Regions from separate parts of the Homo sapiens genome. Here region 2 is linked to region 1. The links are chromatin contacts, found by Hi-C or POLR2A ChIA-PET in ENCODE. All regions are on one chromosome and are shown on one strand. The core of a region is the stretch at or near the end of the contact, and the rest is flanking DNA. Distances in the headings are between cores, read along the strand shown. Region 1 overlaps LOC107984215 (a long non-coding RNA gene). Region 2 holds the start of EBLN1 (endogenous Bornavirus like nucleoprotein 1).

What was found. Hi-C counts contacts between places; a loop is a spot of excess contacts on that map. ChIA-PET counts read pairs that join two places held with the same protein, here RNA polymerase II (POLR2A). Pooled maps may share reads with other maps.
Region 2: a map of ascending aorta shows a loop between it and region 1 (2.5-fold over the local background). The contact joins the promoter of EBLN1 here to the enhancer-like site in region 1. A Hi-C loop is called at or near these places in 2 of 168 maps with a recorded cell type or tissue (ascending aorta and sigmoid colon) and 13 of 50 pooled maps. POLR2A ChIA-PET finds 5 or more read pairs at or near these places in 3 of 52 experiments (PC-3 and WTC11).

The regions. Positions count from the first base shown.
Region 1 is chr10:23,062,538-23,067,397 of GRCh38, forward strand. The region is part of intron 2 of LOC107984215 (a long non-coding RNA gene); the gene reads right to left. Among named protein-coding and RNA genes, the nearest start is that of MSRB2, 31 kb to the right of the region's middle. Within about 2 kb of position 3,159, at least 9 of the 41 ENCODE cell types and tissues checked have a DNase peak (open chromatin) inside an H3K27ac peak, as active enhancers do; they include ascending aorta, where a contact is called at or near this core.
Region 2 is chr10:22,214,311-22,219,827 of GRCh38, forward strand. EBLN1 (endogenous Bornavirus like nucleoprotein 1) reads right to left here and starts at 3,705. Exons shown (of 3, transcript NM_001394757.1): 1 at 3,606-3,705.

The DNA of each region.
Region 1 (4,860 bases), core at 1,909-4,408:
CAACTTCCAATTCCTGGGCTCAAGTGATCCTCTCACTCTCACCTCCCACCTCAGTCTCTGGAATAACTGGGATTACAGGCACGTGCCATCATGCCTGGCTAAATTTTTTTTTTTTTTTTTTTTTTTTTTTTTTTGAGATGGAGCCTCACTCTGTCACCCAGGCTGGAGTGCAGTGGCACGATCTCAGCTCACTGCAACCTCTGCCTCCCGGGTTCATGCAATTCCCCTGCCTGAGCCTCCCAAGTGGCTGGGATTACAGGCACCCGCCACAACACCCAGCTAGTTTTTTTTTGTGTGTGTATTTTTATTAGAGATAGGGTTTCACCATGTTGGTCAGACTGGTCTCAAACTCCTGACCTCAAGTGACCTGCCCACTTTGGCCTCCCAAAGTGCTGAGTTTACAGGTGTGAGCCGCCGTGCCTGGCCGATGCCTGGCTAATTAAAAAAAAATTTTGTGGAGATGGGGTCTTCCTATGTTACCCAGGCTGTTTTTGAACTCCTGGCCCCACATAATCCCCACCCCTCGGCCTCTCAAAGCACTGGGATTACAGGTGTGAGTCACCGTGCCTGGCTAAAAAAGAAAATAACTTGTATTATAGTTAGACTCATGGTACTGTGTCCACATTACATATTTTGCCAAGAAGTTGAAATAATCTAGAGATCAAGGCAGATTATTGGCCTTGAGTTGTAACTACAGTGACCGCCTCTTTTGTCAGAAGCAGAGTAGGGTGTGTCCCATTCTCAGGACCAGCTCCTTGCCCTTTGTGACTTTTTATAATAATTCTCCCACAGTCAGGGCAAATCAGAAACTGGCCAAGAAGAGGGGACTCTCTCAACACAGGGAGCAAGCAGTTTCTCTCTGACTGGAGTGTGTAAAACACGCTCCACGTAACACAGAGCAGCTCTTAAATCACTTAGATTTTCCTCTTTATGATGCCATTGCAAATTAGCTATTTTTTGCATTTGTAATTAGAACAGATGGAGAGGCCGTAGTTGGGGAGATAAATTTGCAGCAGTAACCAGGGCTGCGGCGGCCAGCGGCTGCTCCGTACTCCCTGCTGTGAGTCATCCAAGCGCCTCCCAGGAAGCAAAGGCTGCAGGACCCCCTCCTGTCTTACTTCTTTCTCATTTGGGGAGACTCCTCCTTCCCACCTACTGCGGAAAAACATCAAAAGTAGAACCTACAATTCTCGCAAATCCCCTCAGCTCCCATCTTTATCTGGCACGAATCACACGATCTCTGTCCATCAGAAATAAACACTGGGCATCGGTTTAAGAGTCACTAAAATGAAGCATTTTCCTACAAGACCCAATCGTAAGTCAAGAAACGCTTCGGAGAGAGCTAAGGCTTATAGCTAATCCATCAACACCTCCTTTTGCCTGGAAAACAAGTTCCGAGGAAACAATTGGCAAGTGTGTCCAAGCACAATGTCTGCCGCATGGTAGGTGTTTAATAAATACTCATGAGAGGATGCTTGGCTGGGAGGATAAAATATATAGAAGTCGAAAGGTCATTTTGTTGGATGAAAGGTCGTTTTCTTGGATGAAGCTATTTCTGGAGAAGCTAATCAGTCCAGGGATCCTGCCATCCTCAGCCGAGCCCCGGGGCCAGGCGAGACAGGTGGGCTGTCCCTGGAAGGTTCTGCTGTCGCTACCCCGATCCGGGCTGGACAATGGGGTACCCCTTTTCTTTCCCAGAGTGTCTGATCTGCTCTGAGAGCATGTCCAGCTGCAACCAAGAAATTGGAAGGCTTCAGCACATGAAAGGTGAACTTTCCAAAAGCCTTGGCTTCTTTCTCAACCGCGCAGGAAGAGGTTTATGTTTGGGATATTGGATAGCAGTTCGGGCCCGGTTAACACAGCTCTCCCACCACAAATCACCCCACTGCATTCTCAGATGACACTGGCCATATAAGCGCCGCTGCGTTTGCAAGACAGTCTTTTGCTGAAATGTAAAACGAGGCTGGGGAACTGGATATAAGACATTGGCATGAGGATCTGGAACTGATCTGAGACCTACTTGGAATCCTGCTTTTGTTCTGCCTGCGTGAAAACATAATTTTGATTATATGGCATATGGATAATACCACACGGGCCCTAACTACCATTCCTGTCCAACTTCAACCAGTCTGCAAAAAGTTGCTGACAGCCAACAGCTGAAGGAAGATCTTTCCACTGGTTGCAGAGAGCAGGTGTTTGTATGGTGAGGTCTTAGATGGGGTAGGACACGTTATGCTGTCTTTGTAAACTAAAACCTTGCATTTGTCACCATGTAGAGAAAACAACATTAAAAGAAATGAGTTTCTAAGAAAGAACAAACCATTCTCTGGAATTGGGTGGAACTTTTTTTGGGGGGGTAGGATCTTGCTGTGTCACACAGGCTGGAGTGCAGTGGTGCAATCTTGCTCACTGCAACCTCTGCCTCCCAGGTTCAAGCAATTCTCCTACCTCAGCCTCCTGAGTAGCTGGGATTACAGGTGCACACCACCACATCTGGCTAATTTTTTGTTTTTGTTTTTGTTTGTTTGTTTTTTAGTAGAGACGGGGTTTCACCATGTTGCGTAGGCTGGTCTTGAACTCCTGACCTCAAGTGATCCACCTGCCTCAGCCTCCCAAAGTGCTGGGATTGCAAGTGTGAGCCACCATGCCCGGTCTGGTTGAAATTTCTTGAGTATTCACCACCATATCCAGCAAAGGAAAGGAAAAATTTCGGCTTGCTGCTTATCAGTTGCTATTTCTTTCTGGATAATCTCTTTCAGATAAATAACTGACGTGGCAGACTTCCTCCTTCCCTGCATGGCCTCCTACCCAATTTCTCCCCAAGATGGCATCTGGTGACTAGGGGTCTGTAGACTACCAGGCCCCACGAAGAGACCAGTGAGAGAGAACTGCTGGCATCTGGCCTTCCTTCAAGGAGGAAGGAAATACGATGTTGGTATCATAGTCCCAGCCATTTGCCTCTGTCCATAAATTCTGTGTGCTCTCCGGTTTCTCTGTTCTAACCCCAGGCTTCTGTCAGTCTGGTGACCCCCTCTCTAGGGGACACAGTAAGTTCTAGATTCCCTACAAACTCTACAAAGGATGTGAGAGCCAGGAGCAGTAACTGCCACAGGCCACTGGCCCAGACACTTCTCCCTGCCAAAGTTCTACGACAGCTCTCTGGCATGTGGAACTTGGCATGGAATGAAACGCAGGCATCACGTGGTGTCCTGGGAGGCTCAGAGCTGTTCTGCCGCAGGGAGATACAGAATGAGAAATGATTGGCCAGGAATTACCACCAGGCAGCTGATGACCCCTGAGTGGGCTTTCGCTCACCTTCCCTGAACCCCACCCCTCATACCCAGCTCTCTCTAACCCAAAGTTCAAGAGGAAATGGCCACACCCTCTCCTGGTATCAAACAGGCAGGTGCAAACTTGGAGCGCTGAGAAACACCAATTGCCCTCTGCAATTTAATGCACATTTAGCATAAAGCAGTGAAGGGCTTAGCTTTGGCTCCTGGGGCAGGAAACAAAATTTATGTAGCTAGATCATTTGCCTTTGGTGTATGCTTTATACTATTAATAAACTAGAATGGGCTCTGAGCTCTGTGCTCTCCAGTGATGTCTAGAAATATGTGGCCGAGGGTCACCGAGACCCTCTTCAGGTCCTGGTGCAGCCTTAAGATTTCCTACGATGATTTTACAGGCACTTTTAAATTGCCACAATTTAAGGTTACTATTTCAGTGTCTGGAAGGCACGATGTCTGGAATTCATAATCTTCCCAGGAAGCTGGGACAATATATAAAACAAAATTCACAGACGTTCCCTCTTAGGTGGTGGCATTTCAGGTGATTTTGTTTTTATCTTTGTGCCTTTCTATATTAAGTTTTCTGTATCAAATATTATTACACTGACATGTAGCAGAAAATGAAAACATTTTTTCTCTTGTTAATGTTTTCTTTATCTTTTTCTTTTTTTTTTTTTTTTTTGAGATAGAGTCTTGCTCTGTCGCCCAGGCTAGTGTGCGGTGGTGTGATCTCGGCTCACTGCAACCTCCGTCTCCCCGGTTCATGCGATTCTCCTGCCTCAGCCTGCCGAGTAGCTGGGATTACAGGCGCCCGCCACCATGCCCGGCTAAATTTTGTATTTTTAGTAGAGACAGGGTTTCACCGTGTTAGCCAGGCTGGTCTGGAACTCCTGACCTCGTGATCCACCCACCTAGGCCTCCCAAAATGCCGGGATTATAGGCGTGAGTCACTGTGCCTGGCCGACAATGTTTTCATAAAGATGTTGTTTATGTTTACATGGAGTGGGTTTATTATTATTGTTTCAAATGAATTAATAAATATTTAAATTACTTTGCTTTAATTTATAGTGCTGTAAATAGCAACACACAAAAACTGCAGAAATGATATTCTTTAGAATCTTCAATATTTAGAGAATAAAGGGGTCTGAGACCAAAAAATTTAAGAACAGTGATATAGAGGATTCAATAGGATTTGGAGACAGAGGATCTACATTCAAGTTCTAGTTCTGTCACTTAACTGACATTAATTTCTGTTAAGTAACTTAAGTGCAGTCTCTGAAGTCAGACTGTCTGGGTCCCTCATTTTAGCCTCGCTGTTTGCTGGCAGTGTGGCTTTGGGTGAACCATTTCGCTTCTGTCAATAGGGATGACAATAGCACCAGGTTGCTGCGTGCCTTAAATGACATTAGATTTCTAAATGCTGACACCTATTATTAGAACACAGTAAGAGCCCAGTAAATGTTAGCAATTATTATTAGTCTGAAACATTTTTAAGTGGGAAAAAGGTCCTTCCTTTTTTATTATCTCATGGTTCAAAATAATTAATAATAAAGTGTGATTCTTTTTTCTTTTC
Region 2 (5,517 bases), core at 2,455-4,954, 850 kb before region 1:
TTTTTTTGAGACAAGGACTCACTCTGTCACCCAGGCTGCAGTGTAGTGACACCATCATGGTTCACCGCTGCTGCAACCTCCTGGGCTCAAGCAATCCTTCTTCCTCAGCCTCCTGAGTAGCTGGGACTACAGGCATGCATCACCTTGCCCAGCCAAGGAATGGTTTTTTAAAAAGCTTAGTAACAATGAAACAAGAGAAAATAAAATATTGACAGAACTGACAATGTAGAACTGAAAAATATTTGCACACAAAACTCATTACCTAAATTAAAGGCAAGCGATATATGGGGATTAAAATACTTTCTGCAAGTATACAAGGTTAACACTGACCTTATATAAAAACCTCATACAAATCTTTAAGAACAGCACCAAGACACCAATAGATTAACATGCATAAAAGGAGGTATGAACACTCTGGCAATTCCTCAAAATACTCAGCGTGGAGTTACCGTAGGACCCACCAACTGCACTCCTAGGTTTAGGCCCAAGACAAATGAAAATATGTGTCCACCCCAAAACCTGTACATAAATGTTCATAGAAGCATTATTTATAACAGTCAAAAAGTAGAAACAACTCCAATATCCATCAACTGATAAACTGATAAATAAAATGAGTTATATCTGTACAACAAAATGTTATTAGACAATCAAGAAGAAGGCACTATCTCAAGCTACAACATGGTTGCCTCTTGAAAACTTACGCTATGTGAAAGAATGCAGTCACAAAAGATCATATGTTGTGCGATTCCATTTACATAAAATATCCAGAATAAGTAGACATATAGAGACAGAAAGTAGAGATTAGTGTATGCCTAGGTCTGTAAAGGGGTTTGGGGGTAAATAAGGAGTGACTGATAATAGGTACATGATTCCTTGTTGGAGTGATGAAAATGTTGTAAAATTAATTGTGGTGATGGTTGCACAACCCTATGAATATACTCAAAAGTCACTCAACTGTTTGCTTTAAACGGGTGAATGGTATGGTGTGTGAGTTATATCAATACACAATGTGTAATATATTATCACAATACTATCTATATGATATCACTGTACATTATAAATAGCTTTATTATAAGATGCTTTTTAAAGTATGCCCAGCCAAATCACAGAAGAAAGCAAGTTAACAAACTTGAGGAAATTATCAGCATTGCTAATAACCAAAGAAATACAAATTAAAGCAATAAGGAGATAGTATTAATATTTTTCTCAAAATAACTAGAAAATAGTTTTGACAATTCTCACTGCTGCTAGAAGTATGGCAAAACAGACATTCTCATATACAGCCATTGAAAGTGCAAATTGACACCACCTTTTTTGAAGGCAGTTTAGCAACAGATATCAAGAACTTTAAATGTAGTAATACTCTGCCTCAGTGGTGTAGCTTATAAAAACACTACACAAGAAATTTTTCCTAAATATGAAAGAAAAAAATATTTATATACAAAGACCCTCATTTCAGCATTATGTATGACCATGAAGAAATGAAACATCTTAAATGTTTGGTGATAGTGGAATAGTTAAGTGTGCTGTGGTATATGTACTGGATGAAATATTACACAGCAGGGAAAAATATATTACATATTAATATGGGAAAATTATTACAAGATATCAAGAGAAAATGACAGTACAAAATTGTATGCATAATACTGTTAGAACTATGTTTAACTATTTTCTTCTTTTTTATATTTTCAAATTATCTTTAACAAACTACACTTAAATTTTTCATAACATCTAAGAAAAATTAAACAGTAACAACAATGTAAAGCACTATACGATGTGTGGTTTATACCATAATGAGTACCAGATATTCAGAGAAGAGTTTCAGACTCAGTGTTTCAATATTTTATCTGCAGGTGACTGTGCTTCTATGATTTTTTTTTTTACCCCAATAAAAGTCATTCGGTGAAACCCAATTTAGGGACACCTCATCTGGCATGTACAAACACATTGCAAAACAAAAACAAAAACAAAAACAAATTAGTGATAACATACCCCTCAATCCATATATGTGATGTATTTTTCCTTCACTCTTTATTCTACAACTATATTTACAGTAAACATTTAGTCTTCAAACTGTTTCAATCTAGATTTGTTAAATCTTTTAAAACTAAAGATAATATATAACCTACTTTGAATTATCACCAATAGACTCAAACAGGGCAACAACCTCTTTAAGGAAAACAAGCTACTTGCATCAAAATGAGAATACTTTCTACTCTTCTGGAAAAATATCTAGATGGCAACATTCTATGTACAATAGGTAATTTATTTGTGGTTTTATTTCAAAAACTTAGAATATTTGTTTGAAATATATAATTCTCATCATTGGTAGTTTGGCACATAAAACTCTTCTAAAAATATAGGTTAGACATATACAATGAAGACTGAGGAAGGACAGGATTTTAGTGAAAAGTTGCAATAATTTATAAATTGTGCTAATACAATTAAACGGAGTATAAATCTTCAGAAATTTTAACTTGATTTTCAAAACACTGGAAGTTTAATCAAGAATCACGAGTACTTCTTGCCCTATGTGCACTCCATCTCTGTTTTGCCAAAATCCACATAATCAAAATTTTTTATGATTTTCCTTAAGACTATTTTATCGAGATCAAAAACTAAGTAAGTACACTTGAGCTTCAAGTCTAAAACACAAAACTTGTGCGCTGCATCATTTTACCTTGACTCAGCCAATCAGAATCCAATGTTGCCTGGGAAACCCTCTCACGCTTATTACAATAACAATTCTGTTGCTTGATTTTTAAAGCAATAAATACATACTCAGAAATTATTTATATATATATGTATGTGTATATATATATTTTTTTGTTTTGAGACGGAGTCTCGCTCTGTTGTTCAGGCTGCAGTGCAGTGGTGCAATCTTGACTCACTGCAACCTTCGCCTCCTGGGTTCAAGTGATTCTCCTGCCTCAGCCTCCTGAGTATCTGAGATTATAGGTGCGTGCCACCACGCCCAGCTAATTTTTCTATTTTTAGTAGAGATAGGGTTTCACCAGTGCAAAAACTTATCATCCTGGTTTCTTTTCCCTGATCAGTATGAGAAGGCACAAAGGAATAAAGAGAACTGCTTCACTTTCATACTGTTCTCATATTCATTTCTTATGTGCCAAGAACTTTGGTAATATAAAGAAAGACAAAGAGGAAAAAACATATCCTCTGCTTTTTCTGTATATCCTGCACACCATACATTTCATTACACACCAATGTGTTTGTCAGATTCAACTGCATTGTTATTTTTTATCTTCCTTGGTATACGCAAGAAAAATGGAAACAAAACTTAATGGAAAACAGAAAACTGTAATAAATGACAAAAGCAGATACTACGTTGGCTACATTCTCTGACTACACCATGATATAACCATAAATTCGTAAAATTAACTTTGGAAAAAACAACCACTTGAAAAAGGTTAAATATTAAGTCTCTCCTAAATAACTTCTAAGTCAAAAAGCAAGCAACAAATACAGACTATTTAGAAAATAATGTAAAGAGGAGTAACTAGGTGTATTAGTCCGTTCTCACACTGCTGTAAATATACTACCCGAGACTGAGTAATTTATAAGGAAAGGAGGTTTAATTGACTCACAGTTCTGCATGGCTGGGAAGGCCTCAGGAAACTACAAGCATGGCTGAAGGAGGAGAAGCAAGCACCTTCCTCACAGGGCAGCAGGACCTAGAGAAAGAGCAAGGACGAGGGGAACTGCCAGATGCTTTTAAACCGTCAGATCTCGTGAGAACTCACTCACCATCACGAGAACTGCATGAGGGAAATCCACCCCCATGATCCAATCACCTCCTACCAGTCCCTGCCTCAACAGTTGGGATTACAATTCAAGGTGAGATTTAGGTGGACACAGCCAAACCATGTAACTGCATAGCAAAATCTCTGTCGTTTAAATATAAATCTTAATGACTTTGCTGTTTTTTAAAAAATTAAAGTATACAAAGCAAATGTGTAACAAAAAAGAAAAAAACAACAACAATGACCTAAAAAGACAGGAAGAAATAATACATATAAAAGGAAAAATAATAAGAAAAGAAACCACTCCTAGGAGACTTGTGCCATGGATACTATGGCCCCTCACCCAGTCCCCCTTCAGGTTCAAGGCTGTTGCTGGGAGTAATTATTGGCTGTTGATGGCTCACAGCTGAATCCATTTTCTGGAATTGACCTTGGTTAAAGGAAGTTGCCTCAATACATTTATGTCTCTTCTTCAAGGGTAGCCCACAATCCAATGACTGAATTCAATGCAGCGATTCAAAGACCCAGCCCTGGTGCCTTGGATTGGTACATCTCTGAATGCTCTTTCAGCCTCAATGCTCCCCCTGGAGCCAGCTGAGGCTACTGATGCAGCTGCATTTCAGTTTGGCTTTTTCCTCTGCTCAGTACTATTTTCTCCCTGGCTTCCTCAAAGGAGTTGTTTCTGAGAGCACTCTTCAATAAACTGTACATGCAAATCTCAGAGTCTCCGGGCATCTGACCTGCAGCAGCTAGTGCTGGAAGTGATCCTAGGAAAGTGGCTTTAAAATGAGACCGCAGGCACAGCCAGATCACCCACTGGCAGGCAGGTACTGAAGACCCATCACTGGGGATAGATGGAGCATGGATACCTCTGGCATGAGACAGTGGTGCAAGTATTAAAACATTCCCGGTGTGAGCTGGCGTTGGATACCAGTAAAAGGGAATGCACTGGCAGGTGCAGTATCAGGATTTTGAGAGCTAGAGAAAGTGGTAATTACAAGGATTAGGGAATTGGCTGCTGCTGACAACAGTGGATGCCCTAGAGGAAGACAACAAAAGGCTGAGGTTAATTAATCACCAATTAAAGGCAAGCAGCAAAGTCAGACAGCCTCTTCCACACCATATAAAGAGATTCTCATCTTCTATGAGCCAACACCAAAAGAGGCTAAGAATCAAGCCCGAGCCTCAACAATAAGAGTAACAGAGCTTCGGAAGAGGTTGAATGAGGAGAGGGCCTTGTTGGGAAGAAGTTGACCTTAAGGCATGGCATGGTGGCATCCTGAATTCCCACATTCTCCCAGACTCTGGGCCTATAGAAGTGGCCCACTTCATCCTGTTAAAGACCAGCACTGCTCGCTCACTTGAAGATGATGCAGTCATCTGCCTTGCAAGGCCACAGGCATTCCTTTCAGATCCACTTCTACCTCCTGTTTGAGCCATCAGATAAATGAGTAGGGTTGAGTCATAACATGAGCCAGCCTGCTGAAAGAGGGAAGAGTTGATGCTCTCAAAAGGAGATGTAGGACTGAGCTGACATATACCATCACAAACCAAGACAGGATATTTGGTGTTGGATCAAAGTGAGTAGAAGATAAGGCTGGATAAAGGAGGGTCAATCAAGACAGAGCATTGTCCTGTGAAACAGGATTTAACCCTGACAAGCAACCTAGGAGTTGGTGACAACACACTACAAGATCTTAGAAGCTTGTAGAAAACATGGCCACATTATGTGAGAGAAAGTGCTGGAACTTCCATG